Linked DNA regions of Homo sapiens: region 2 is linked to region 1. Evidence: read pairs that join two places in POLR2A ChIA-PET (ENCODE). Cell type or tissue: OCI-LY7. All regions are shown on one strand.

Region 1 (2,500 bases):
GCCAGCTTGGCACACTGCCTAGTTAGCAAGGGCAGGTGGGGGAAGCCGTGGCTGGTGAAAGGGATAGAGAAACAAAATCAGCAGAGGGTCTCAGAAGCCAAGAAAAGGGAGAATTTTGTGGGGTTTTTTTTTGTTTGTTTGTTTGCTTGCTTTGGTTTTTGTTTGTTTGATTGCTGGGATTACAAGCATGAGCCACTGCACCTGGCTGGAAAGGGAGAATTTTGATGTCCAGCCCTGTCTTCTCTGCGACCAGCATTGGCTGTCAGACTTCTTAGGGAGCTCTCCTGTAGGAGCAGAGCGTAACATCCTTTAACCAGACTGTGTTGTCTCTAACCACCTGGGTGGCTGAGGGAGTCCCAAGGCTTTGTGAGCCTTTGAAAGAAAAATCCAGGGAAGGGAAAATGGAGAAATATAATCAATAACAACAGCCTCGTTTTTTCCACTTCATATGCAGGAAGCAGTCCAGGGCTGTAGCTGCTGCTATGCTGGGTGTACTCTGGATATTCAAAAGGTCATCTGGCATAGAGACAGGCTAAATTATGGCTGGAGTGTATGAATCTGAGGAGGTTCTCCATTAACATTTATTAGGAATTGTCATCACTTCAACTCGAATGGGCCCCAGATGTGGAAACCCCGGCTGCCCCAGACTTCTCTTCTGGGCTGCAATCTCTCCTCTGATTTATTGTTATTAAACATGACCAGATTTTGTAGAGGGGAAAATTGAAGAAAGCAACACACGCATGGGGAACCATTGGGTGGAGGCTGCCAAGAGAAAAACAAACCATTTTATAATTTCTGGTGGCAGTGGGAACACATGGAGATGAGAGCTATTGTTACGAGGCTCCATAGAGCCTATTTCCTAAATCAAAAAGACACAAGCCTCAACTTCCAGGCAGTCTGTTTGAAGGGCAAATGTCCTAACCCTGAGGATGAGAGAGGGGCAGTTGAAGACAATGAGAAAGGCTAAGAATAGAGAGTTAGTGCTTAGAATTTGGGAAGCCATGGCAGGGATCCTCTTCCTTAAAATATATTACCTTACAGGGTGGATGGCTTCCTGGGAGTCATCACACCCCCACTGGATGTTAGGTCATTATGCTTATCAATAATATTTACTCTCTCATTGTGTAAATATTGCAAGGGATACCAAGAAGTCAAAATTAGAGTCCCACCTTCTGGTGATCTATTTCCTGTCTTTACTCAACATAATTTTATGAAGCACATCCTAGGTATCAGGCACTGCTGAAAGTGTTGAGGGAATATTAGTAAATGAAAGAGACAAAGACTCTCTCAGAGTGCTCTCTGAGCACTCACAAATCTGTAGGGGACAAACTCAGGAAGTAATTAAAATTAGCTACTAGACAAAAGTGTATAAAAGGAAGGCAGCTTAAAGAAAGACACCGTGTTAAGAGTCAGAACACCTGAACTCCAGTCCTGGCTCTACCGCCTAAGAGTCTTATGACTTCAGATGAGTTGGTACATTATTTAACTTTTGTGAACCTCGATTGTTTTTTGGGTTGTTTTGTTTTGTTTTTGAGACAGGGTCTCACTCTGTCACTGAGGCTGGAGTGCAATGGTGAGATTATGGCACATTGCAGCCTTAACCTCCCAGGTTCAAATGATTCTCCCACTTCAGCCTCCCAAGTAACTGGGACTGCACGTGCATGCCACCATGTTGGGCTAAGTTTTATATTTTTTTAGAGACGAGGGTCTCACTATGTTACCCAGCCTGGTCTCAAACTCCTAACCTCAAGCGATCCTCCCATCTCAGCCTTGCAAAGTGCTGGGATTACATGCATTAGCCACTGCACCCAGCCAAACATGAGCTCCTTGTTTGCAAAATAGTAATAAACCTGCCCTAACTATCTCACAGGTTTGTGTAAAAATTAAATGTGGTAATGTAGTCAAAGAGTTCCTTATAAACTAAATTGCTCTATGGCGTCAGGTTTGTAAGTGCCAAATAAATGGAAAGGTGGGTGTTATGGGATGGTTCATTTGCTTGCCAGGAACCTGGGGACACATCCTCTTCCGCTTTCTTTCAGGAAAAGGGGCAAGCAGGACTATCCCCAGGCCACCAGATACATGCCCCTTGGGGAGTCATTTACTAGTAGGGTCTGAATATCTGGTGCTGACTTCACTAGCAAGCCATCACTGGGAAGCCCTCCCTTACTGTGGCTCCTGTTCTTAGAACAGTGCATGGAAATTATCCCATGTGGGAACTATGGTAAGTGAACATAGATAATGAGGAAAGTCTCAGAAGGGCTACATCTAATTATTGTTCTTGCATTGTCCTCCTTTCAGAAAATTGTCTACATTCCTGCCTGGGCATGGTGGCTCATGCCTGTAATCCAGCACTTTGGGAGGCCGAGGTGGGCGAGTCACTTGAGTCAGGAGTTCGAGACCAGCCTGGCCAACATGGTGAAACCCTGCCTCTACTAAAAATACAAAAAATTAGCTGAGCATGGTGGTGCATGACTGTAATCCCAGCTACTTGGGAGGCTGG
Region 2 (2,500 bases), 170 kb before region 1:
ACATCTGCTGAAGAACTGAACATTAGTTTAAAATCCAGGAGTTAAGCAGTCAATAGTACCCTGAAGTGGGTGATGGAAATATTCTCAGAATTAGTATGAATTTTATTATTAAGGGACAGATGGATTTATAAGATCTCAAAATTTTGAGGCACATTCTCTATTTTAGATACTTGAAAAATCTGTTTCATATGTTTGGATATCAAAGTCCACTAAATCTACTATGATAACAATTCGTCTATGAGGCCAGTTTCATGTCCTTGATGATTAGAAACTAAACATGGGTTACAAGGTAGAGAAAGGGGCAATTCAAGAATTATTTGTAACTAAAGATGGTATGTTTTTTAATGTTATTATCAGAGGAAAGAAACAAAACCATTAAAAAATTATGTAACATTATTAAATTTAATTCAAGCCAATAATCTAAGCTTACACTGAACACTCATTCCAACTATTTAACCCTGGCTGCTGAGCTGAGGCTATAACAGCAGGTGGGTTATCAGACAATGCACTAGAATTTCACAAGATCGATTAAGTCAGAAGATAAACAAGAACTTCCCCAGCCTCTTTTATTCTTCCCGGATAATCTGTTTTATGTTCTTGAGGAAGGAAAGGCAAATCTTAAGCTTTACACTGTACCTTAGCACACTTTGTCTCTCTTCCCTATTTTATTTCTCACATAGTTTACATTACATCATGTCATTTCATTTATTGCCCCCTGAGGAATGCAAACTATGTGAAGGCAGGGTTTTCCACTGACATATCTCCAGTGCCTAGAACAGTACCTGGCACATAGTAGGTGCCCAGTAAATATCTGTTGAATAAATGAATGAGATTTCTGTAACTGGATAATTAGGGTTAGCAGAAGTCAATTTTAAATATTCAAAGAAAAGAAAAATATTTTACAAAAAATTAAAGACACTTCTGACCTGGTGTGGTGACTCACACCTGTAATCTCAACACTTTGGGAGGCAAAGGCAGGAGGGTCGCTTGAGGCCAGGAGTTTGAGACCAGCCTGGGCAACATGGTGAGAATGTTTCAAAAGACAAAAAATTAGCTGGCTGTGGTGGCATGCGCCTGTAATCCCAGCTACTCAGGAGGCTGAGGCAGGAGGGGTTTGAGGCTGCAATGAGTTATGATGGCACCACTGCACTCCAGCCTGGGTGACAGAGTAGACCCTGTCTTAAACAAAAACAAAAACAAAAACAAAATCATAAACTTTTGCTCAGAACTTGCATTTCTCTAACTTTGCAAGCACAAATTTTTATACCTGTTGACCACCTTCATGGGGTTACTTTGAAAATAGTAATTACTAAAGCCCACTTCACTGAAAATTTGAGAGTTAATTTTTAAAATTTCTGAATTTTGGGGCCACTGGTGCTGGAAAAAAAAATTACTCTCTCTGTTCTCTTTCTTGTAAAAAATTCAGTGCTAACCCACACAAATCCAGACAGCTGCCTCATCTATTCTGCTTCATCTATTCTCTTGCTGAGGACATTCTATATTCTTAGGTTCCTATTGAACAACAGCACCATTCTGAAAAATTTGCGTACTGGCAATCAAATCATTCTGCAAACAGTAACGCAGATTCCAATGATAAGATGAGTGAGCAGGATGCAAGAACATCTTAAAGATCACCTGCCACACTTGTGTTTGAGGTGCTCAATGGCTGTTTACACCAAGTGCCATCTGGCTCTATAGATATAATAACAATTATTCCATTGAGGTGTGTAGCTCCCTAAATCATATTAATATACAATGATTCCGCTAGTCTTATAGGAGTTGATGTCTTTGTGCGCTCTCATTTAACCTGGGTAATGCGCTAAAACAAGTCTGCCTCATCATTAAGAATTGATTTTTTATTTATGTGAATGTCACTGGCAATCCCATGATATCCCTTTGTAATTCAGTTGAACAGGACTGCATACTAGCGTTAATCTATTTTTATGGCATATCTTTAAAAATTTGCAACATCTTGCTACATTTGGATATTTATATAGAGATTTGTGTTCCTGCAGAAAGCTGTTGTTAGCTTTGGAGATCCACTTCATATAGCAATAGGGCAAGTATCTAATATACTTCATTAGCTATCTTATATCAGATAAGGGTTTATTTCTTTAAATTATTTAACCTTGGTATAACCTACTAAAATCACATAAATCACAAATACACTAATGAAAATCATTAGTTTAGCCTATTCAAAAAAAAAAAAAAGAAAGAAAGAAAGAAAAGAAAAAAGAAAACTTCCAACAGGGATAAAATTAAAACATTTTAAAATCAGCCCTCTGGAAGCATTTCATGAAAGTAACTTGGTGAATTTGTCATGATCACTCATTTCTTAATGTTGTCATTGGTCAATCGTTTAGTCATTGATGTTAACAACTATTCTGATGTGCTAACATTTGTAAAAAAAACCAAAAAAACAAAAACACATCGCTTTTTTTCTGGCTGATTCAAAATCTGATTTTAAAAGTCATAGTTACAACTATTTATAAATATGCCT

Evidence for each region. ChIA-PET counts read pairs that join two places held together with the same protein. Peaks named below come from ENCODE experiments on the same cell type or tissue, not always from the same donor. Only the 100,000 strongest peaks of a DNase experiment are listed, where the experiment ranks them.
Region 2: POLR2A ChIA-PET joins it to region 1 with 5 read pairs; 2 of 35 experiments call an interaction of 5 or more read pairs at or near these places.

The regions. Positions count from the first base shown.
Region 1 is chr17:48,463,149-48,465,648 of GRCh38, forward strand. It overlaps LOC101927166 (a long non-coding RNA gene), which reads left to right. Exons shown (of 6, transcript NR_110804.1): 6 at 2,299-2,500. Among named protein-coding and RNA genes, the nearest start is that of SKAP1, 34 kb to the left of the region's middle. In OCI-LY7, no CTCF peak of the experiment used is centred here; a DNase peak (open chromatin) is centred at 1,403; H3K4me3 peaks cover 1,055 bases; H3K27ac peaks cover 1,462 bases.
Region 2 is chr17:48,289,936-48,292,435 of GRCh38, forward strand. All of the region lies in intron 4 of SKAP1 (src kinase associated phosphoprotein 1), which reads right to left. Among named protein-coding and RNA genes, the nearest start is that of SKAP1-AS2, 3.2 kb to the right of the region's middle. In OCI-LY7, no CTCF peak of the experiment used is centred here; no DNase peak of the experiment used is centred here.